Regions from separate parts of the Homo sapiens genome. Here region 1 is linked to region 2. A link is a loop called in an ENCODE intact Hi-C map of the cell type or tissue named here. Cell type or tissue: Caco-2. All regions are shown on one strand. Each heading gives the region's core, and the rest is flanking DNA. Links, peaks and the distances in the headings are about the cores only. Region 1 overlaps NOS1AP (nitric oxide synthase 1 adaptor protein). Region 2 overlaps NOS1AP (nitric oxide synthase 1 adaptor protein).

Region 1 (12,556 bases), core at 2,349-10,348, 49 kb before region 2:
CCGGATATGGCAGAGAAAAGAGAATGCAGTTCCTTCCCTCTGGTTCTGCAAAAGTTCCTTATTTATGTTTTTCTTTCAAATAACACTGCTGTGCATTGTTGGGATACTCTTAGATCAGAGCATCTTTCCTGAGGGATCAGATAGAAGGAATTACGAGAGAAAGAGGCAAGGGGAGAAAATGCCTTTCCAATCATGGGATTGGTGACACTGGTTAATTCTGCATGCCAAGAGGGAAGGAACCAAGACAACAAAAAACATGCTAAGAGTTCTCACTCTATATATACAGGTTTCTATTAATAACCATCAGAAACCCAGGACCAATTCAAAGCCAGACAATCAAAAGGGATTACTGAAGAAAAGCACCCAGTGATCTAACGTCCTTGATCCCAGGAAGATGAGATTTGTACTCAGTTTTAGCTTTAAATATGATTCCCACAAAATGACTTCCAAAATTTAAAAATCCCTGATTCCTACAGTTTTACCCAACCTTATAATGGATTTTATTTCTTCTCAACAACAACTTCTCTGCTTCCTTGAGGCAAATCTCTCTAGCGAGGACAAACTGGCCATACCCATTCCTGTCCAGGTCTCCCATCAACACCCCCACAGCACAGATTGGGGAGCTAGAAGGGACCCCACATATCATATACTGTTATCTAGGCTTCTCATTTTAGAGTTTAAAAAACTGAGGCCAAGAGACCCAGTAAATGACTTTCCCAGGGTTACAGAGTCAAGTAGGAGCAGATCCCAGGCCAGAATTACTATTTCTGTACAGTATTATTTCTAATATATTATACTACTATCAACTCATGGTCATCTTAATCCTATGTGTATTAATCTCATCTCCTTAACTAGATTAAAATCTCCTGGAGAGCAAGAATTATATGTTTTCCTAGTAATTTTAAGCACTCACACCATAACAGCCAGCACCAAGCTAAGACATTTAGGAGGAACACTCAAGTGATTCCTGACCAACTCCTACCTCACTCTTCATTAAGGATCTAGCCTGCATGCTCTGCTGGCAGCATCCAATGGCCACATCCACCATGTTGTTCATCACTCTGTACTGTCCCTGCACATTGTCTTTCTCTTCACTGGACTATAAGATGTTTAAAGACAGGACTGGGCCATATCTTATTTCCTGTGTGTATCTCAATATTCAACACATACTAGGAGATTTAAAAAAAAGGATTAAATAAAAAATGGATTCTACAACAAGTCTCAACCAACCCACATACATCACAGAAGGTCTAAGTTACCTCTGGGGCAGGAGTTGATCACTCTACCCTCCCTTGAAACGTTTTCTTTTCTTGGTTCCCATTTTTTACTCTTTCGATAGAATTGTAGCCCTAAGGGCACCTGGCCTGCCATCTTTAGGAGAGAGGTCAATAGTAACCAATGACACCTTGACCCCTCAAATGTGTTAACGTTGGTATTAATAAAATGCTTTAAAGGAGCTAGCAGTTGGAGCCAGATGTGTTCTTTTAAGGAAAAACGTAAACGTTAATCCATCATAAGCTATCATCATTAAAATAGCCCACCTGGGACTTACAGAAGATTACCAACTCCATTGCCAAATCCAGATGCCAAAAGAGAATACTTAAAGACATTCTGACACACCCAGAAATCAAGCCAGTATTCTGGCATAAACAGATGTTCTCGTTCTGATCCTTTTCTCTACCAAACTTGATTAGCTGACAGGATTGTAAAATGTCTCATTCACAAAATAATGTCTAAAAAGCAATTGCTGATGGACATCTGGGTTGTTTCCAGTTTTGCCTACTACAGCTAAAGCTGCTATGAAGGTTCATGTACAAGCGCTTGCATTTGCTTTCACAGACATATGCTTTCATTTCTCTTGGGTAAATACCTAGAAGTAGAATGGTTGGATCATATGGTAGGTGTATGTTTAACATTTTAAGACATTACCAAACTGTCTTCCAACTGGCTGTACCATTTTGCATTCCCACCAGCATTATGTGAGAGTTCCAGTTCCCTGACATCTTCATCAACATTTGACATGGTCAGTCTTTTACATTTTTCATCATTCTTAGTTATGCAGAGGTTCCTCCTTATGGTTTTAATTTGCATTTTCCTTAAGACTAATGATGCTCAGCATCTGTTCATATGCATATCTGCCATCTTTATGTCTTCTTTGGTGAAGTATCTGTTCAAAGCTTTTGCCCAGTTTTTAAAATTGGGTTGTTTTCTTATTAATTTTTTTAAGTTCTTTATCTTCTGAATACAAGTCCTTAGGCAGGAATGTTCACAGCAATTGCCTTCCCCAAATTAAAAACAAAATATCCTACTAGTTTCCTCTCTTTCCTCGCCCTATCCTTGTCCCCTCCTCCTCTACATGGTAGCACACAATCTCAGCATTTAAATAAAAGAGGAGGCAGCTATGGTCTTCCCTCAAGCTCCCATCACCCTATATAGCCATAGTTAGGAAGTAGATCTTCTCATATCCTTGTTACTCAAATGCATGTATACTCATGCATGCCCAGGAGGAGTTAACATAAGCCCATTTCTTCTCTAAAGATGCACTAACTTTGAATCGTTAGCTCAACTAGGAGCAATTTTATCCCCATGCAATACTTGGCCATATCTAAAAAAATTTTTGTTTGTCACAACTGGACAGTAGAAATGGTTGCTACTGGCACCCAATGGGTAGAGGCCAGAGATGCTGCTAAACGTCATACAATGTCCCCCACAACGAAGAATTATCTGGAAACTCTGCTTTAAATCAATTTACAGGTACTCCTTTAGATAAAGCAATATAGTATAATAGAAATAATACAGATTTGAGAGCCAGGAGACCTGGGTTCTATTCCTAGCTCGGTCACTAACTAGTTGTATAACCTCAGGAAAACACTTAATCTCTCAAAGCACTAAATTCTTCATCTGTAAAATGCAGAAGCTAACCTAAATTATCTCTAAGTTCTCCTCTAGTAGCAAATAAATATAGCTATTTATTCAAAACCACATAGAACTTGGAGCAGTCCTGAAAATGTCCTTAGGTTCCATACTTAAATTCAACAAGATGGTAACAAAGGTTGGTTTAAGAGAACAGTCCTTGAGAATGTGTCTCAAAGAGAATGAAAATCAACTGCTGACCCCAGCAGGAACCTTGCCTCAACTGAGAGGGGAGACAGGTTCCCAGCACCTGTCAAGCAGAATCTTGGGATCTAGTTACTCCCTAAATAGACCCTGCCCCACCAGTCTGGATCCTTCTCTCCTCCATCCCATGCCTACTCACTCAACTTCAGGGATATAAACATGTAAAATTTGAGTTTCACAGCAGAGCAGGTAAAAATACTTTAAGGCCCGATACACCTCATTGAGCCAGTCTCCAACTTATAAATGAGTCTGTGCCAATGATATGGTGTCTTTGAAAATCCAGACGGAGCTCTGATAGGAGGTAAGTCACCTTGTAGTGGGAACCTGGGACTCACTCCCTCAAATGACAGGCCACAGGCAATACCAACGCTGAATCCTAATCAGTTCCTGCCACTCACACCCCCTTTGAGGGGAAGACGGTCCTCCAACAATTCTTACAACAGCTGTTTTGCAGGTTAAATGAGGTTGAAAAATGGTCCTGTGGGTCCCTGCAAGAATGAACAGACAGCCAACATCTCAGATGGCCCATGGGTAAAGTTCTTTAATTTCAAACTGACTAAAAATTAGAAACATTAATTAAGGAAGAATATTTACCTGGAACCTCTCAGAATTAACCCCAAGAGCTGCCTGTAGATATTTCTGGTGAAATCATATGACTTCCACCATAATTGATGGGTTAAGAAGAGAGCAAGGCCAGCCCTTGGAGATGGGGAAGAGATTTGCTCTTCAAAGAGGCAGACCGATTTGAAAGGAGACCTTACACTCTTCTCTGTCTCTTTTCCGATAAGGTCAGGGCCATAGTTGAAACACATTACTAATCACCATCATCTCTCTTCCTTGTTTTTTTTCTTCCATGCATATTCACAGCAAAGAGGGAAAGCGAGGACACAGAATGTAGGAAGTGAATACCCTGGTCTCTGAGAGGTACTGCTCTTTATGCAGGAGCCCATGCCCATTGCCCCTCATCATTGCCTTCCTCACCTGCTTCTCTCTCATCTAGCCAGTGCTTGATGGGACCTTGAGAAGCATGCTTTCCTCTTCCAGCTGCCGCCATTACACATCTAACACCCCCTTGTCCCCTCTCGGCTACAATAACCTTTCAACAGACACACCTGAATTAAAGTCAATGCAGACTTCAATCAGGATATCACTCCTAAAGCAGAAGCAGATAGCACTACTCATTACCAGCTTGAAGACTGAGAACAGTAGGCTCCCTTAGGGACAATCATAACTCCTTGTTTAATCAGGCTCCTGCACTGCCTGCTGTCTGTGGGTGTATGTATACATGGGTATGCGTATATAGGGGAGGAGCTCAAACCGAAAGCAACATGCAAAATAAACTCCTCTATTAAATAATGCTCATTTTCACTTTTTCTCCTCTACTTTTGCCCGCGCCCCTCCTTCCCGAAGACCAATTTGCAATAAAATCTAGGAGATAGCTGAAGGTTTTATGCTCACTGCTGAAGACTAGCAATTTCTTCTCTAGTGATTTGAGCCCTATCTCTAGTGGATCCCCTGAGTTGCTGCTTTCTTCAATTCTTGGAGGCTGATGATTAGAGCTATCATTTCTATATAACAAATTACATCTGTAATACAACCACCATTGTTTTTTACTCAGACTCTTGTGGGTCAGGAATGTGGAAGAGACTTGGCTGGGCAGTTCTTGCTTGGGGTTTTGCGTGCAGTTACAGTAAGATGTTGGCTAGGGCTGCATCTGAAATTTTGATGGGTCTGGACGTCCAAGATGGCTCAATCCACAGCTGACAGATGATGCTGGCCATCAACTGGGAGCTCAGCTGGAGCTGTCACCAGAGTGCCTACACGTGGCCTCTCCAGCATGGCTATGTCAGGCTAGTTGGACTTCTTTCTTGGCAGCTAGTGTTCCTCATAGTGAGGAATAGTTGACTGGCCATTTTTTTGGACCTAGCCTCAGAAGCTGCATACTTCCACTGCATTCTGTTGGCTGCATGCAAATCATGAAGGTAAACCAAGATTCAAGAGTAGTCACAAACTCCATCTTTCAATGAGATGAGTCTCAAAGAATTTGCAGACATGTTTTAAAAACCCACACTGACCTGTCATCACTTAAAACCCTATTCACTTGAGGTCAGGGAATATACTCTGTTCCTTACTCTCTCAAGCCTAGTTGAGTGTCTGACACATTGTAGATGTTCAATAAATAGATGATGAATGAAGGAAGGAAGGTAAAAAGAACAAATGAACTTCCTGAATAAGGAAACTTCTAGATCTATTTTTTGAGAGAAAAGTCATTTACTGTCCCCAAGCTTTGTTTTCTTTCATTGTTACAGTGGAGATATGACATTCAACTTTCATGGGATTGTGGTTAGAGATGAATGAGATGATTTAGGAGGAAGGATTTTCATTTTCCCAGGGTTGCTGAAAAAGTAAGACTAGAGATGGCACCATGCAGCCAGCCTCTCCTTGTTCACAGAGTTTCAGTGTGAATCTGCTTTGTTGATGTTGACATCTGTCACCTCATCTGGAATGCCTTCCCTTTTCTCCTCTGCTGAGTCAATCCTTGGAGACCTATTTTCATCTTGAGTTCTTCCCGTAGAGGCAGTGTGGGAATTAAGAGCCTGGACTCTGCAGTCAGGGGGAGTGCAGATTCTCTCTCCCACATTGTGCAGTGTAGCCCAGGTCAAGTTACTTAATCCTTCCCAGCCTCATTTTCATCTGTAAAATGAGGATAATAATAGTATCTACCTCATACAGTCATGGGGATTAAATGGGTCAATATGTACTGAGCACTCAGAAGGTTGCCCAGCATAGAGCAAGTGTGAAGTAATTTTAACTAGCTATTATCATCACTCCAGTCTTCACGATCTCTCTCTCCTCTGAACTCCATGCTCTTCCCAAAATGAACTCACTTCAGTTTCCCAAAAGTGCCAGGTTTTCTTGCCCTTCCATGCTGTTCCGTATGCAACTTCCTCTTAAAAGTATTAATCTTTTAAAGCACTCAGCTCTGCGCCTGGCACATGCTAAGCATTATCTTCAGTGTTGGTGATTATGGTTCTACCTAGAATGCTCTTTCCCACCTCTCCTCTGCTTCCCTTGTCTGGCTAATTCTTGGTCATCTTTCAAGTCTCAATTGAAATGTTTCCTTCCAAGAAGCTTTCCCTTCCATGCTAAATCCAGAGTAGGTGCCTTTCCAATCAGGGTCACTGCTGGTCCCTGTGAGCCTTTCTGTGAGTTACAAAAAGGCTCCCCTGCCTCTAGCCAGTACATGTCTTGAGAAGTAGAGGATAGGCTGGATTTCAGCCTCTACTCATCCTTTCAGCCAACAGCCCTTGAACAGCCACACCCCACATAACTGCACACTGCCCTGCTTCCAGTGTGCACTCATGGCATTTATCCTACTCCACTGTGACCATCCCTTGACACGTCTGTATCCCGCCATCAGACTGTGAACTCTGCAAGGGCAGGGCCATAATTGCTCCAGGTGAAATCCCCAATACTTAGTATATCACCCAGCACCAAATAGGTGCTCAGTAAATATTTGTTGAATACATGAATGGACCATGAAGAAATGACCATGTGCCTTGTATCTTTCCCTTGGGGTTGTTTATACATTCCACAGTGTACCTGTGCAAACAAAAAGCTGCCAAATAACACGCTGATGTTTTATCTTTACTCCACGTTTGTAGTTTTTGTTTTGAGTTGGGAGAACAGTGAGTGAGACTTCAATTCATATAGACAGTGTGATTCAGGCTCCCGCTAGAAAGCATGCTGTGCTGTAAGAGCCCTTATCCAGGTGGTTAATGGTACCTCTGCAAATGCAACCTTCTCTAGTAAAAGGCAAAGTGCTATTCTGGGGCCCTGCTGAGCTTGCCTGGGCTTGGGCAGAATGTATAAGCCAAAAATATTTCCCTGAACCGTTCAGAAGGCACTGAATGAAGAGGCTGTTCTGAGGTACTGCCCATAGGGCCAGAAGGCAGGAATCCCAATCCACGTGCCAGGTGAGCAGGCATGCCTCAACACACACACACACACACACACACACACACACACACACACTGGCCACACAGTGCAGCAGGAATGGGACTTGAGCCAATCATGGAAGTCAGTGAGGCCCCTCTGTTCAGTCAGCTGGCAGTTGTTGTGGCTTATTGAGAAGGACAGACCATAAGGCAATAAGGTAATCTCATCTGAGCAGTTAAGGAATGGGTTTCAATGAGTGTCTCTAGCGTGGCAGGTGGGTAAATGTGCCAGGAAGCTGCCATCTGGTGGCAGGAGCACCAATCCAGGCACTGGGAAGCCTGGAGGGAGCTCTGATGCCACATTACTGAAGCAAGTCACCTTCCCTCTACATCTGTGTCCCCAAGTATTAGTTGGCAATATACAGGCCTTTTTACTTCCTGGAATTATTTTGAGCATAAAATCAGACAAACCTAAGTAAAAGTAATCTGAAAGTAAATTATTCTCGAAGTCATTATACTCATTGAGTTGTACAATCCCTTTGCAACATCACCCTACTTGTTTATGCTGCTTTTCCTACTGGGGTTCTCTCCCACTCCTCTTGTCCTTCACAGTGGCCTCTGTTAGCCCATCTGTCTTAGCTGGTGATATGTGACTCCTCCAGGTACATCCCCAGGTTACTTAGGGGCAATAATCATATCAGGCAATCTCTTGGGGGCTTATGACTCACAGCCCAGCACTTGGCATACAGCAGGCTTGCTGAATATTTGCTTAACTGAATATAAGCACGTGTGTTGATCTGTGTGAGTATGTGTGCAAATACATATTCACTCTCAGTCTTCACAGGATCTGACCATTGGAACAACAAAGGAATCCTTTTGGTGACAGGCACCAAAGGGCAGTGTCATTATAATATGTCAAATTGCATTATACTCAAAATAGGGCTCCAAAACCTTGGTTGATGCAGTCCACTGAATTTTAGGAATTCACCCAATAACTGGTAAAATAGGAACTTGCAATAAGAGAATATGATCTGTAGATCACAATGGCTACTTCCTAGACACGTTCCTTAGATGAGCTTCCTCGGCTCTCCTAGAGGCACCTGCCCACATCAGCTGGGGCCATGTGGAGCCCATATCTGATTTGTCTTCACTAATCTTCTTACAGTAAAAGACTTCTTATAAACACAATCATAACCAGTAAAAGTTGGTCTATTACTCAAAACAGATGTTAAGGCAAAGAACCATAGAAAACAGTATGTGCATACCTTAAACATTTTATTTTAATATAAGATATATAAATGTATGTTTATTCACTAATATTGTAATGTAGATTGGAGGTCTTTCCTCTAGGAATAGGTCTACAGATTAACTTACCAAACTCTTCCTTACATAAATAACACAATATATTGACTCTGATTTCTAATTTTGCTTTCTTCCAAGTGGATTAAGAACTTAGAGACATTTGCTGAGTAACATGGGTGCAGGATCCTTCTAAGATTTTTACTTTCCCTCCAACTTTTTTATGCTGTCTTCTTCATAACTAATCCATTGGTGACTTCTGTAACAATTCACTGTTATCATTTTTTTCAAAACATTCTACTTTTATATACGCAGCAACTATAAGAGATGAGATGTCAGATACTTAGAAGAGTACCTAACACACAGTAAGTACTCAGTGAATGTTAGCCATCTATTTTTTCTCACTCATATTTCATTTATGTAATAATTAAATTATTCAATTACAACAACAAATATAACTGGTGCAAACAAGTTTAGGAATTCACACAATTGGCTCTTGGTATGCATTCAGCCCTAATGGAGGGAAAAAAATTATGGTGGCACATAAGACAACAATAACAAAAACACGTAGCAGCAGTTGCCGGTAGTATGTTTTACAGAAGGAATGGAGACTAGCAGGTAAGTTAAGTGGAGGTCACTTAAGAGAGCTGCTTCTTTGATGAAGCCCTAACCCTTCCCCTGTAGACTCTATCCCCAACCAGGGCTGATGCTTAATGTAGCACAGGCTGTGACCCGCACAAAAATACCCAGCTGAGGGGGTTAGTGGGGACTGGAACCCATCCATGCTCCAAAGGAAGAGACACCTTTCTCTTATTCATACGTCCATTCTCCCTCCTTCTCCCCCAACCCTGCCTCCTATTCAAGTCCACACATTGTTACACAGAACAAAATTAGGCAGGGCTATCAGGTTAAAGCACTGCACCATACTGTAAATGATGCTCTCATTAAAAACAACAGCACGGTCAAGCAGAGAGCATGCTTGCATATGAAATGTGATTAATCCTGTCAGATGTGGCTCATGATGACTGGGGCCACACCACCACGACAGCAGCTCTGCATCGAGCCTAGCTGTGTGCCTGGCCACACCCCAAAGTGCTTCACACTCCTCTCATTTCACCCTCAGAGGCAGACAAGAGGACAGCAAAGGACTCATGTGTCTCCCATGCTCTCTGAAAATGACTTCCATTTCTACTGGGGACCAAAAGTAACAACAAAAGTAGCTTTTTATTTGTAGAGCACACGACTTTTTCAAAGTACATAGCTAACACTGTCCCCGCAAAGCCTGCCTCCTTTAAGTGCTATAGCTGATGAAGTTAGAATGGGTGATCTGTGTCCACTTGAGTTGAATATTCTTTAAGTAATAAAGGACTCAGTTATATTTTAATTCTTTAAAACTGATTCTCCTTCTTGTCAATCAACTGTCAATTTTCTGTGTTAATTTCTGGCAGAGGTAATAGAGTTAATCCAAAATCATAGGTGTGTTAAAGTCCAGATTGACCAGTATCCTTAACAAACCAGGCACTGAGCTGAAAAGGGGATCATTTCCCAGTGGGCCTTAATGCCCACAAAAATCCCTGTGGAAAATTGAGAAACAGACAGAAAGTGACTAGCCTAAGGCTTGAGAGTGAGTGGCTGACTGACTGGCAGAGGGCTGGAAATCAAATTCAAATCTCCTGACCTCTAATTTCAGAGGGTGTCCTGCCTTCCCAAGGCCCAATTTTACAGTTAAATGGCTTAACAAGGGCTTTACTGGATTGAAGTCAACATTAAAAGACATTAGATTCCACCAGCACAGTCTTTGGCCCTTTGTCTCTAATGAGAATTTGCCCAGTTAAAATTTCAACATTGGGTCTAACCTGAGGGATCTTGACTTTCAGCCTGAAGCTCTTGAAAAGACTTGATTAACTTGGGAGTTCCTGCTACAAAGAAAGAGTCAAGAACCCTCTCCAGCAAAGGTGAGCTGGCCTCAGTGGTAAACGGGAAACGAGCTGGTTTAAATCACCACCCTCTCACCAATCATCAAGATAAATTCCATCAAACATACACGTATTGTGTTTCCAGGAGAGCTGGGGGTTATCCAGGGCTCTGAATAATATGCTACCATCAAGATGAAACATTTTCCTTCTCAAGTAACTAGCAATTTAGCTAGGAGAGGCTCCTCTGATGCCTAAGAAGGAGGGTGAAGACAGGTCAGTGAGGAAGTACAGCCTGCATGCAGACCAGGAAGCCTGAAACCAGCCAGACTCTTCTGCAATACATGGACTGGCCTGTGAACTATGGGTTTCGATTTATAGAGACAACATTTCTAACCAAGGGAAACAGAAAGGAAGGCAAATTGAGGAATGCAGGAATACACCTGCCCCCCCATCCCCCACCAAAGAAAAAGAGGGAAAGGGGGGCTGGAGTGTTCAAGAAAGCAAAAAATGGAAAGAGGAGAGAGGGGACTAGAGGGATGACTTGCCCTGCTTCCTCATGGCTTAACAGAAGTAACATATGGGCAAAGGGTGTGCTTTAATGGCAGACTGATGGACGGGAGTAGAAAGACATGTCCGCTAGTTACTCTCTGGGTATCCCTGGACACACTGCTCAAGCTTGCAGCCCTTCAGCTGTGAAAATATGAATGGTATGTTGTGAAGGGCAAGTCAGCTAAAAATATTTTCCTGGGGATTAAGTGAGATCGTATCTGTAAAGCATCTAACAGGTTCATAGGGGCTCAATATAATGGTAGTTTTTGTTATTAGTGACCAAGGAAAATGGTAGCACAGTTGTACATATTCAAAATTGCTGATTGGTATTAGAAAGTTGGACAGCTACTAGCATAGGAATGGAAAGCTGAACTGTACTATGGAGTTGAGGTGGAAAGAAGCCAGAGGAATGGGAAATCAGTAATGAAATCAAAGACCCTGATACACAGAATCTGGTGATCAGTTAACATCTGTGGAACGAATGAATGAGAATTTAACTAACCTATATTTGTCATTTACAATACAACTCTAAACTGGGACTGGGGAAGTGACATGAAATATCACTTAACATGTAGACTGTGCTCCTAACAAACTCTTGGAGGATCCCCCTGGCCTCAGTTTCTCATCTCCAATGAATGAAACCAGATGATGTCTATGTGCCTTCTAGATCTCAGATTCTATATTTCTTTGATTTATCCAACTGATGCGACAAGTATCAGCAAATGATCTAAACACATGGATGCATGTATGTGAGCATGAAACATATTCATGTCATCAGTGAGTCAGGCAAGTGCTCCTTGAACACTGGCCCCATGTGGACCAAGAGACGGAATGCCAGGAATTAACCACCATCACCTTTCTTGTAACTGCCCCTTGGCCTCTAGTGATGCAGTCACTACTCTGCTTAATTAAAACCACGTACACAGGCCTGGTTTTAATTAAGCAGAGTAGTGACTGCATCATTCTGGCCACTGAAGCTTTGATCTCCCCATGCAGCATGTTTCCGCACTGTTGACCATGCTCCAAGAGCCTGAAACACAAACCAGCAAGAGCCTTTGACAAGTCAGCCTTGACGAGGCTCCCCATGGCCCCTTTCCAGGTATGCGCAACAGTGAGGACCTGCAAGGTGCAGAGATCAGGGAGAGGGCAATGGAAAAAGGCAACAAAGGCTCATGCTACCAAGAGCCAATACCAGCGCCAGGGAAGTCTTCTTCACTTAGGCAAGCTCTTACATAAGAGCTTCCCAGTAAGGGTCATGCCTGTTGCCACAGAGTGCAACGAAATCATGACAGAGAGAAAAATGATTTGTTGTGGGGAGATGAGTAAGATTAAGTTCAAATTCAAGTTAGCTGAGTGAACCCTTCTATGGGGGAAAAGCTTTCAGAATCAGGTCCCCAGGATCTAAACCTCATAACACTTGGCAAGTTAAAAAAAAAAGTTTTAAAATGTTTAATAGGAAAAATTTCTCTCTCTCTGTACTACATTTCTTCTTCACATATTCAGGATTTACTGAAGGAACGCTCAGGTTTAAAACAATAAAAGGAGGTAGCCCAAATCTAAATGAACAGGTTGAGAATGTGATGAGCAAACTCAGCCCAGGGAACTGTCAGAACAGGGCATAAAACAACCAGCGAGGGGTTGGAATCAGAGTAGGGTTCTGCCTCAACAGCCGATTGCAGGGTATAGTTTGCAGAACTCCAGAAGCAACAGCCTCTTCTATGTGGCTACAATTCCCCA
Region 2 (12,556 bases), core at 2,280-10,279:
TTGCCTTAAGTTTCTTAAATCCAGCCCTGGAAATGTCAGAATGGGATTCACAAGGGATTGAATCTTGCCACTGCAGGGCATTTCAGATACTACAACCAGTGGATCCTGCCCTCTTCACCCAGGACAAGATCACAAAAAGTCAGACTGACATCAGCATCACCATCACAACGATCAGAAAGTTTAAACCTCAGCACCTCCAATTCGTATGCAGATGGCTTTGATGACTGGAAAATAAGAAGAGCCATCAGAGAAGATTATAGTCCTGACAACTCACTGTGTAATTAAAATGTCATTCTCTCCCTGGCTCCCCTAGCTCCCTCCCAGCCCCTAAACGAGCATCACACCAGCCCACTCTCTCCTACACCCTGTGCCCATCCCTCCCTCATCATGCTCCTAGAACGCCTTCCAGGTCAAACCCTGAGGAGGCAGTACCAGGGCCCTCCTACAGCCAGGCCGGGCCCATGACGCCTCCATGACTCGCCCCATGGCAGGTAGGATGAAGACACACTCTGGGCGAGGCTGGTGGAGCCATCTGCCCTCCTCATACCTCCTTTGCATGTGCTGCAAAGCTCTCTCCCACAGAGCCCTGAACAGCAGGCCAGCGGGGAACACCAGTTAACCTGAGGATAGTGCGGCAGGGCCAAGAGAGTTGGACACTCTCAGTCCTGTAGCCCTGCCGCACACCCTAGAGCCAGGCATCTCTGCTTCCTCACTCAGGAAAATGACATTCTGGACAGTTGGCCCCTGGTGGTGGAAAAGAGCCCAGGCAGAGAAATACAACAGATCAGGTGCGAGGCCTAGCCCCTAAGTGACCCGAGACAAGTCACTTCCTCTCTCCTGAGCCTGAAAAGGGTTGGGTAAAGGAACCCTGAATTGCCTTACTTCCAGACTGTGTTCCAGGCTCTTTCTCCACAGGCTTCCCACTGAAAAGCACTTCACTTGCTTCTTAGAGACTTATTTTTAGGAACAGACTAGGCTCAGTTCACTTGTTCCATTTCACAGAGACTCCGATCTGAAAGCTCCCAGTAAGATCCAGCACGCTAGACAACATAGCAGCCAGTACATCCCGGCTGCCAAGAACCTCTGTTCTATAATCCTGGCTCGGCAGAGCACCATCATGCGTGTGCCCTCCACGGGGCATGAGGAAATTCAAGGGAAAAACACACCATCATGCAATTAAGCATGGCCACACAAAACAAGCCAGATTTTCCCTTTGTTTCCCATTAAGGTTAGTCAAAACAGCACCTTTCAGGCTTGCCCGTGTGTGGTCTTTGCATTGGCCTTCAAACTCTCATTGAAAAGAGACTATTTCTTGATTATTTACTATGCAACACCCAAGACAATGCCATTAGCAGTTAATTATTACTCAACAACATGGACTCTGCCCTCAGAAACGTGTTTGATGCCCTTGCCAGAAAATATCCATGCAGAGCCTTACTGGCTCATCTTCACAATGGAATGGGCGAAGAAAAGGAGAGCCACCGACAAACTCTATTCGAACCACTCCTCGTAATTTCTCATTTAGTTACAGCTGGAAAATGAAATGCTACTGCCTGAACCAGCAGAAGGAATGGGCATGAAAAAGAGAAGAGGGACAAAAACCATAGCGGGGCCTCCAGCCCTACTCTACTCTAGATTCGTTCGCACAATAAATGTTTTACTGACCATCTGCCAAGTGCCAGGCAGTCTGTTCCCCCCAAGCAACCCCTATATCAATCTGTAAAATTTATGATTATTTAAATATTTATAATAGAATACTGCACTGCATTTTTTCAAAGCACTTTGATTTCTATTATAGTCTGCCTTCCACAGTCCATGTGGCAATGGGAAGCTCATCCAGCATCTCTTTCCTGTTTCTGCTTCCCAACGACTCTCCCTTGAGAACTGGTGCCCTTTGGCCCCTACTCATTCCAGCCTCACCCTGCTACTTCACTGCAGCCTGGAGCAGACTGCACATTCCTGAAGGGCATGTTTTATATTTGTGTGCATCCTTCCCAACATTAACAAAGCATCTACTATGTGCTGCACACCACATCTTCTGAAATCCCCGCAACATACGGAGTTCTCTGCTGTACATCTGGCCTCAAAAATGTTAAACGTATGAATCAATAGATTACAGCTTAATACAGAAAGAGCGTGGTATCAACCAAACTAGCAAAGAAATGAAGACAGCATTGGTGAATAAAACCCACTAAATGGTGAGCCCCAATGTCACCATTAGGCATTCCCAATTCCTTTATCGTCATCAAGTATGTTGCCTTCCAACCCAGAAGCAGTTGACAGATTTCCATTTTACCACATTTTCCTCCAAACATGACTGGGGGAAAGGCAAGACCAAGAACTGGTAAGAGAGTGTATAGATACAGAAAACCCAAATCTTAACAAAGCACTGAGGCACTGGTAACTGTTCTTTAACCCCCACATTCACACAACCAACTCTAAAGACTGTGTCCTATCAGCGAAAACCTTTTCATCTCCTTTACCCCTTTGGTCCAATAGTCTAATTTATTTAATCATTTTGACAGTGGCTTACTTTTTATTTAGAGCCAATTATGTACCTGGCCCCAGACCATGACATATAATGGGTAGGGACAATCAACGATATTATGACTTCTCTCCAGAAGCTGACAGTCTGGTTGGAAATATAAAACTCAATCCAAGAACAACAAGGACTTACGGGCTATACATGAAACAAGATTTCATGAACAAGATTAATATGGGCTGGAGTGATTAGGGTATGCGTCATAGAAGAGAAAGAACACAAGAAGTGAAAAAAAGGATGTCAAATAGTAACAGAAAAGATGAAAGTCATTTCAAGACAAGAGGACAGGCATGAATGAAGGAAAGGACACGGCAACAGTAATGGTAACTGGAGAAGCAGAAAGAGTGTACAAAGGGGTACCCAGTTTGCATGAAGTAGAGGATGAGCATTGCAGAAGAGGAACAAATTTAAAAAATAAAAAGTCAGCTAGAGAATTTTGATCATGTATTTATTTAATGCATAAATACTGAGCCTGTCATATGTGCCAGGTACCATGCCAGGTGCTGGAGATGCTGGGATGCAATGGTAAACCTGACATTACTAGTGTTTTCAAGGGTCTAGGAGTATGGCCTCGTAGAGAGAAAGCAAGTACAATGGTGATTAAAGGACAGAGTGATAAATGCAATGAGTAAGAGCAAGGTACTTATGGGACAGTAAATATGGGGTACCAACTTCATGCTGAGAAATAGTAATTTGGTATTAATATTAATAATTATCAATGTGATTATTCACGATGACAGCTTCCATTTATTGAATATCTACTATGTGCTAGATACTATACTAAGTACTTTATATATTGTGTCACTGAGTCCTCAGAGACCCTCTATACTACCCCTATCCCATTTCACCAGAGAGAAAGCAGATTTTACAAAAATCACAGAACTGCTAAGCGGCTTCCGTGAGTCCAGAGAACATCATCTCTGGCTTTTCCTCTACTATGAGGCACAAGCAATCCTAGTCCAGACAAACCTCATAGGAGTGACTGGATAGGGTTAATGCAATAATACATCCAGGGGAAATACTGCTGGCCAGGTCCTCCAAAATAATGCTGGATATAAAATTCTAGCTCCTGCAAGGTCACTTTTTCAGGACTGAATGTGCCAACCCAATTTCAAATGGCTCTCCTAGAATAAAAATGAAGTTCTACTTCCTAGAGGAATTAATACGCCCCTCTTGCCTCCCCTTCTGTGTCTCTCAGCCCCAACCCCCCGAGGAAAGCAAGGGCTGTTGGCGAGACACTGTCTCAGACCTAAATACCAGACCAAAGGTAAAGAGAACACTGGCAACCTTGCCAAATCCCCAGGACAGCTTTTATGTGCTCCTTTTGATCATCTGTGAGATCATTTAAGAAAAAAAGACCATTTTCATATCCAAGAGCCCCTCTGGAACAGAGTACAAACCTTGAAAGGTTACAGGAAACTTTTGCACAGACATGGAACTTCCAGCAGGAAAGTAGAAACCACAGTGCCCTTTGAGAAAACGTCTCAACACAAAAAAGGGCACAGCCAGCACTGAAGGGTACTTAAATACGGGGAGGACTTTCCTCAGCCAGAGAGAGGGGTTCCCAAACCAGCGCAAACTCACAACCTACAGAGATGGACCAACCAGGCTCTCTGCAAACAAGACTGGGCAGAGCAGTCTTGCAAACTCATCGCAGCCAAGGGAATAGACTCTCTGCTCTATTAAAGTAGTAATGGCTGTTTTGGTTCCTTATTTTATCAGAGAGATGAAGAGAAGAGAGGGGACATATAGGGGTCTTGCGAGATGGTAATTGGGAAGTTGGGAAATCATGTTTGAAAACCAGATGGAGACGAAAAGAGGAGTCTGAGATGGGAAACAGGGCAGATATATCTGGGATATTTATTTAAGGCTATGCATGGGGAGCTCTGCAAGCAGAGTGTGTATATCTGACACTTGTTGAAGTGACAGCCCTGGATCTCTGCAGAGCCTGTGAGACGGGAGGCCTCAGCAGCTGTCACACTCCAGTAAGCTGGCAGCTCTGCCTTGGATCTCCTGGCAAATCCCTGCCAATAGCTCAGACAGAAAGGTAACCACTTAATTAAAAAGAAAGAAAGAAAAGTAAAGAAACACCCATCTAGAGATGGAAAAGAGAGCAGCAGAACCTAATACTGAGAGGAAGGGGTGAGAAAAGAGTGATCTCAGGCTTTAGAAAAAGGGTCAGGAAGAAATAGGAAAGATCTAGCTTGATTTCTGAAAAGGGCCCCTTTTCCCTGGCCCCCTCTAAAATCAGGAGACATTCTTCAGGGAATTGTCAGAAGAGAAGGGAACAGACAATCCAACTAAATACAGATGGAAACCAAGAGAAGTTAGAGTCTCTTGGCTGCTATTCAGCAAGATAGACAAACATTCAGTAAATGGTCAAGGCGAAAAGGAAGCAAAAATAATCCATCAGCACAAATTCTTAAATACCCTCTCCTTACTCCACTCAGACCTGATTGCTTGTCTAGCTCCCTTTCTAACTCTCAGGCCATTCCCACTTTATCTCTTAGAGCCTTTTCAACAGCCTGCATACCCAACAGCTGTGAGTTCCCTGGGTCTATCCCTTTATGCCCAGGGACTGGGACATGCTCCAGGACAAAATGCCCCAGAATCTTATCTCCCTTCACCTCAGCTTACCTCCACTTCAGCCTGGAAGAGCCCTGAAATCTGCCTTAAGATAATTCAGAAGAGACAACCTGTCACTTCGGGGATCTAGAGCTCCTATTATTATCAAACAACCCAGGCTTCCAGCTTTAGCTCCTTTCCAGCCACTTCACAGCATCACTCCTTAAGGCATTTCAGTGTTTCTTGCAGCCTGAGAGTCATCTTTTCAGTACAGTTAAGAAAAATCTGTAACTATTGTAACTATCCTTCAACATCCTGAGTGTTCGCAAAAGCACACAGTGAGTTCTCTCATCACAGGAATTTTTCTGCAGAGGCTGTCAGTTCCTGGCACATGGGCACACTCTTGACTTTTACCAGGGGTCAAAGTGGCCTGTTAGATAGAGGGTCTGGCTGAAATCAGAAGACTAGAATAGATCCCTTGCTAAGTCTCCCCCATAGTCTCTATAAAGGAAGGGAGGATGTGCTCTGCTCTGCAAAAGCTCAGGAGACCTGAGCATTAAACTGAAAAATAAAACATATATCAGATCCACACAGAAAGGTGCAAAATTACCTGAGGAAAACAGAAAGGTGCCCAGGCTGGTAAACCTGACTACAGGTAGATTAAATTATTTTAAAAATCTATATTTACATATATTTAAATCAGCAAAGGGATTGGCCAGTGGAAGAACAGAAAAGTTGAGACATCTAAGCAAAGAGGCAGTGCCCACTGAGGCACAGGCCAGGGAAAAGTGGCCTTGCCCAAAACCACATGGCAGGCAACAGCCTTTCTGTGGTGGTAAAGCCAGTCTTCAAGCCTCTTTCTTCTTCTGGTTCCTCTAACACAAGTGCCACTTGTATTCCTTGTTCTGAACCTAGTGTCCCCAGTGACCAGGCCTGCTGCACCAGGCCTCATGCTACACTCAGAGTGCCTTCCTCCCCACCAGCTACACACCAACACAAAAACCCATACATCATCCCTTTTGAACTTTCCTGAGCCCTTTCCCAGTTTAACAGGACAATCTGCAGAGTAGCAACTTTCACACTAGAGTCTAAGACACTTCTTGAAAAAACCCTGGAAAACGGCAGTCAGGTTGATGGCTCAGACCAGCAGTTGTCAAGCTTGAGCACACATCAGAATCACCTGGAGGGCTTGTCAAACACAGATTGCTGGGCCCCACCCCCAGAGTTTCATATTCCACAGGTGCTGGGTGGGGCCTGAAACTCCACATTTCTAACAAGTTCCCAGGTGAGCCTGACACTACTGGTCTGGGGATCACATTTTCAGAATCACTGGTCTGGACTATTCAAATAATCCAGGACACAGAGGTGGGAGCCCAAAAACACTGGCATTAAAAACCCCAGACAAGTCCCTTATCTTCCAGGGGACAACCACTCCCTATCTGAGTAGCAGTAGAATAGAACCCCCTAGCTCAGCACCAACCACAGGCCAGGATCTACATCACCACTTTGGCATTTATTATCTAATTCTACATGAGTAGGGTAATACCTAGGCTAAATGAATGGTGTGATTTCAATGACATTATTACCATAATTAAAATTAATGGGCCAACTTTCTTCATTAGAAAGATCAAGAATGAGTGACAAACACAAAGAGGTCAACTACAGGATCAATCTGAGTTGGACTCTCTCTTACCCCCAGGCCTTATCAATGGGGGAGGAAGAGGAAGAGGAAGAGAATGTAGCCAGCTATCTAGGAGAACGCGGCAAGAATTTCTGGAATCCCTTATCTTCTTCTGCCAGCCCAAACACAGATCCCTCAAGTAATTCAGTAAATCAAAGAAGACATGCTAAAGAGTCCTGGGGGAACACAGGATCTTCCCATTGTACCTCCACATGGGCAAAACCTGATAATCTCAGATCTATGGGTTGTGGAGAGGAAACAGAAAGAAACAAGCTGTACAGTTGCCCTCACAAACCCCTGCACCATAGTGCACAGAAAACACTTCGAAGCAGGGAAGATCCCCCCCAGGAAAGAACAGTCAGAAGCAAGCTAGGAAGAAACCCTACCCCAGGAAAGAAGCAAGTGGGGCCAGGGCAGGAAGATCCTCAGAGTAGTGCCTGTCTCTTAGGGAACTCAGGGATATTTTCCAATCTGATGTTCCTGTGTGGACAGTGCCCGTGGTATGGGGCACACTGAGAAAAATCAAAGTGAGGCCAACAGAAGAGCTGCTTTACATAAGGCTGATATGGACGGGCAAGTCTAGCCATGGGGTGTTAGACGGTGGTGGACCAGGGAACAACTCTGTCAGATTCTGCTTACAGAGTCTCCCACACAGGGCCCCTGCCCATTCAGGACTCTAGAAAAGTAACACGATAGGGAGCCATTGCTTCTGGAAAAAGACACAGCCCTCAAAAACCCTGATGATGGTTACCCTAGCATCTCATCCCTCTTCCACTGCTCTCCTCAGACCATCAGAATGTGACCAATTCCTGAGGTTCTCAGACATTAAGGGACAGAAAGGTAAACACTGCATGTTCTCACTCACATACGGAAGCTAAAAAAAAGTTGATTTCATAAAAGTAAAAAGCAGAACAGCGGGTCCTAGAGGCTGGGAAGGGTAGGGGGAAGAGGGTAATAGGGAGAGATTTGGCAAAGGATACAAAATTACGCTACATAGGAGGACTAAGTCCCAGACTTCTCCACCACTGCCGGATAACTATAGTTAACAATAATATATAAAGTTTCAGATAGCTAGAAGGAAGACACTGAATGTTCCCAACACAAGGAAATGATAAATGTTTGAGATTATGAATATGCTAATTATCCTGATCTGATCATTATATATTCTATGTATTAAGATATCATTATATACCCCATGAATATGCACATTATTTGTCAATTAAAAATAAATAAAATCAGATTGTTTAAAAAAATGTGTTCAGAACATGTATACATATGTAACTAACCTGCACATTGTGCACATGTACCCTAAAACTTAGAGTATAATAATAATAAAATAAAATAAAATTTAAAAAAAATGTGTTCAGAGAAGAAAGAAATCTTGAAGTTGAAGAGCCCATTCAAGCAGGGAAGGACAGCTGATAAAACTAGAGATGTTTAGCCTAGAGAGATGGCGGAGCCAAGTATCTGAAGGGCTATCATGGGGAGCAGAGATGAAACACGTTCTATGTGAACATGGCCAGAGAGGGGCAGGGAGGGTAAGACAGAGACTGTTAAAGTTACATTATTTTTGTAATATCCACTACAAAAAGTTAAGCTCCACAAAATCTCACTTGGCATCAATTCACAGGCCTGGATTACAAAAGGGTGAGAAACTCACTAGCCATGCCCTAGAAGGTCTCCACGATCTGGGACTGGCCCCTCTTCATCTTCACTGGAGGGTGCTCTCACTCACTTCACTCAGCACAAACCATCCCTCTGTTGCTGGGAGGGGCCCAGCTCACTGCTGCCTCCCAATCTTGTACCTGCTGATCCCTCGCCATGAACAGATCTTGGCAAGCCTGGCTCATTGGCAATATTCAGGTTTTAACTCAAATTACCCCTCCTCAGAGAGGACTTCCCAGACACTTTCAAAGTAGCCCCACCTGGCCTTCCCCAGAATCACTCTCCGTCACATTACCCTCTTTATTTAGATAAAAATAATTTTCTCTTTATTTTCTCTTTATTTTATTCACAGAACTGACCACTCTCTGATGTTACCCTGTCTACTGTGTCTTTGTATTATAACCAGACTTTCCCATTTGAACATAAGTTCCATGAGAAGAGAGATCTCGCCTATCTTATTTACCTGTTTCCCAGTGCCTAGAACATTCTGTCAGATACTGATACTCAAATATTTGTCTATTAAATGAATATTTGTTGAAACACCAAGCACAGTCCAATTCTTTGAGTAGGAGAAATCTGATTCTGTATGCAAAGGTGTTTTCTTTTCCATCCAAATTATGGAAACCAGTTTGCTTAAGGTAAGAATTAACAGACTACTAACAAAAAATACCAGTTTTTTCTACAATAAATAATTAGCAGAACTAAATGAGCACCTTAAACTTTTTCCATGTTTCAAATAGATGAAGTCTGCCTAGACAGGAACACATTTTGGTTTTTTATAATGGCATTTTCAAGTGACAATTTCTGGGTAGTTATTAAGAGCTGAAATGTTCAACATATAAAAAACTGTTCTTAGACCTCCTATTGTAAGGTAAAATGACATGATACAACTATCATAACACATATACTATAATGCAAATTCAAACTTCATATACATGAAAAACACTAAAATAATCTTTTTATTTATTTATTTATTTATTTTTTCAAGATGAAGTCTCACTCTGTCGCCCAGGCTAGAGTGCAGTGGTGCAATCTCGGCTCACTGCAACCTCCGCTTCTTGGGTTCAAGTGATTCTCCTGCCTCAGCCTCCTGTGTAGCTGGGACTACAGGCCACTGTGCCCAGCTAATTTTTGTATTTTTAGAGATGGAGTTTCTAAAAATACTCCTGACCAGGTTGGCCAGGCTGGTCTCGAACTCCTGATCTCGTGATCCGCCCGCCTCGGCCTCCGAAAGTGCTGGGATTACAGGCGTGAGCCACCGTGCTCAGCCTAAAATAATCTTAACCAACTGTTCAACATTTGAAAATAAAAATAGAGACATTTATTACACTGTTATCATTCAACAAAACTCACTGCACTTCAAGGAAGGCACATAAGACCACTACACATGCAGCCCACATTCAAAGCACCTCTGTCACTTTTTCCAAAGATTCGACAGAAGCCAGCCAGATTGCCCTCTTGTGCTAATGTTGAAAAAATTTAGGCACTTTCAACATTTGCCAGAGTCGAGTTGTAGGCTGTGTGGCATATATCAGAGCCCACAAACAAGAGTGCTGCCCCTACAGTCTAAAAAATCCCATTTCAATAAAGCAAGTGATCCAGGTCTTATAAGATATTAACAACAGAGCATTAATCAAGCATTATGGAAATGGCCTATAAAGAGACAGTGTGTGAGCCCAATTCCAGCAACAGAAATATAGAGAAGAATTATCTCATTAAGCAGAAGTTTGTGGAACAGAATACTGAGTAGCTTTCCAGCAGGCCACAGATAATTTACAAAACGATTGCAAAGGGCACCATTTGCTTATACAAAATAGCATCTTTCATCTAAAAACTCCAGCATGCCATTTGACCAGAGGCTGTTTTGTTAAAGTCTTAAACATGAGAATTGGTCCCAGTTTTCAAGAGTCCAGCCACTTTCCCTACTAGGCAGATGGGAAAACAGTCAATGGGTAATTAAACTGGTTTTGGCTTTGGGCTGCTGCTAGTTTTCCTTGCTAGGAAGGGGCTTCTTCACAGTAAGATGGCAAGCCAGGGATAATGACAAGAATATGTTATACCACCACATTTTACTTGGCCCTCAGAACTCCTCAAAATGCTCTCTTATTTCTGATTGCTACATGGTCTCATGAATGTAGCTGAATCAAGCAGGAAACAGTCTGGCATCTGCCCAGCACATCACATGGCATCATAGACACAGGAAATTTTTAATCAGGACAGCAGGCAAATGTTCATGGCTCTGAACATGACTACAATTGCAAGGTCACTCTGCTTCTGATCCAGCTCAAGAATTTGCCTGAGCCCCTCATTGTCACTGACCTACATTTCCATGAACTATCTCCAACATCTTCTACTCAGCCGTTTTCACAGGTCTATAACACCTCTACACACTGGAGAGGGTGGTAGAAAGCCCAACACATCCTCATACTCAGAGGGTATAATACTGGAGGGCAGGAGGAGTCAATTTGACAATGTAAGTATCAAAAGCATTAGAATTCTCCATACCCTTGGGTGCAAAATTCTATTTAGAAATTTATTCTTAAGGAATAATTTTGAATGATTTTGTGATGTAACTACAAAGATGTTGACAGCTGTGAGAAACTAGAAACAAGCTAAATGTCAAAAAATGGGATCTGGTTAAATAAATATATGTATTAATAGAATGTAACTATACTCAGCCATTAAAAACAATGTTGTAAAGGATTATTTAAAGATGTGAAGTAATCATATAAACTATTAAGTGAATAAAGAAGATCACAAAACTTTATGCATGGTGGCTGAATGTGGTGGCTCATGCCTGTAATCCTAGCACTTTGGGAGGCCTAGGCGGGTGGATCACTTGAGCTCAGGAGTTCAAGACCAGCCTGGGCAACATGACGAAACCCCATCTTTACAAAAAATACAAAAAATTAGCCAGGTGTGATGGTGCGGCCTATAGTCCCAGCTACTTCGGGGGCTGAGGTGGGAGGATCACTTGAGCCTAGGAGGTCAAGTCTGTAGTGAGCCGAGATCAGGTCACTCCACTACAGCCTGGGTGACAAAGTGAGACCCTGTCTCAAAAAAACAAACAAATAAATAACAACAACAACAACAAAACCAACAACAAAAAAACCTTTATGCATAACATTTCATTTTTGTTAAAAGCATTCCATTTTTGCAACAATTACAATCTGAAAATCTGAAACAGTGTCAGTCTGCTCGGGTTGCTATAACGAAAGTGTCATAAACTAATGGCTTAAACAACAAACATTTACTTCTCAAGTTCTGGAGGCTGGAACATCCAAAATCAAGGTGTCAACAAACAGATCCAGTGTCTGGTGAGGGCCTGCTTCTTGGTTTGCAAATGGCAGTCTTCTCACTGTGTCCTCACACAGCCAAGAGAGTGAACTTGACTCTCTTTCACTTCTTCTAAGGACACTAATCCCATCATGAGGGCCCCACCCTCATGACCTAATCCAAGTCTAATTACCACCTCTTGATATCATCCCATTGGGGGTTAGAGTTTCAACGTATGAATTTGGGGGAGACACACTCAGTCCACCCGAAGAAGATGTGTACCAAAATACTTAATAGTAGCTATTTCTGGCCAGTGGGAGAGAGCTGGGGTTTTTTTGTTTTTTTTTGTTTTGTTTTGTTTTGTTTTTTTTCTTCATCTTTTCAAAACACTTTATACAATATATATGAGTCAGGCTTTACATTAAAAAAAACAGAAATTACTGTTTAACAATAATTAAATGCACTGTGGAAACATCTCACAGGGTTAAACACCCATCTGTGGGATGATCACAACATTCCAGAACCAAATGCAATGACATTAGGATTTCTGCCAGTGACATGCATTATAACGTGGTGCCAACCAGAATGTTGCTTCACTGAGTGTTTCTTAAGGTCTTAAATAAATGGTGCTGAATATAGATCCATCACACCAGGAATACCCCATCTTGATGCCATAATTACAAGTGTTATTTTAACATTTACAAAAAATATATAAGTAAACAAAAGTTAAGCAAAGCAACTACGAAGGAGGAGGAGAAGGAAGACTTTGCTTTTCTAACCTCCAGGCAGCATCTTATCAGGCTTAGCCCCTTCTAGGACCTCCTCCT

What was found. A loop is a pair of places that touch in the nucleus more often than their neighbours do. Peaks named below come from ENCODE experiments on the same cell type or tissue, not always from the same donor. Only the 100,000 strongest peaks of a DNase experiment are listed, where the experiment ranks them.
Region 1: it touches region 2 in a loop (2.1-fold over the local background); 3 of 110 quality-filtered maps call a loop at or near these places.

The regions. Positions count from the first base shown.
Region 1 is chr1:162,234,841-162,247,396 of GRCh38, reverse strand. All of the region lies in intron 2 of NOS1AP (nitric oxide synthase 1 adaptor protein), which reads right to left. Among named protein-coding and RNA genes, the nearest start is that of MIR4654, 84 kb to the right of the region's middle. In Caco-2, for the core only: no CTCF peak of the experiment used is centred there; a DNase peak (open chromatin) is centred at 6,516.
Region 2 is chr1:162,185,939-162,198,494 of GRCh38, reverse strand. The region is part of intron 2 of NOS1AP (nitric oxide synthase 1 adaptor protein); the gene reads right to left. Among named protein-coding and RNA genes, the nearest start is that of MIR4654, 35 kb to the right of the region's middle. RefSeq lists an enhancer at 1-452. In Caco-2, for the core only: no CTCF peak of the experiment used is centred there; DNase peaks (open chromatin) are centred at 6,324 and 6,874.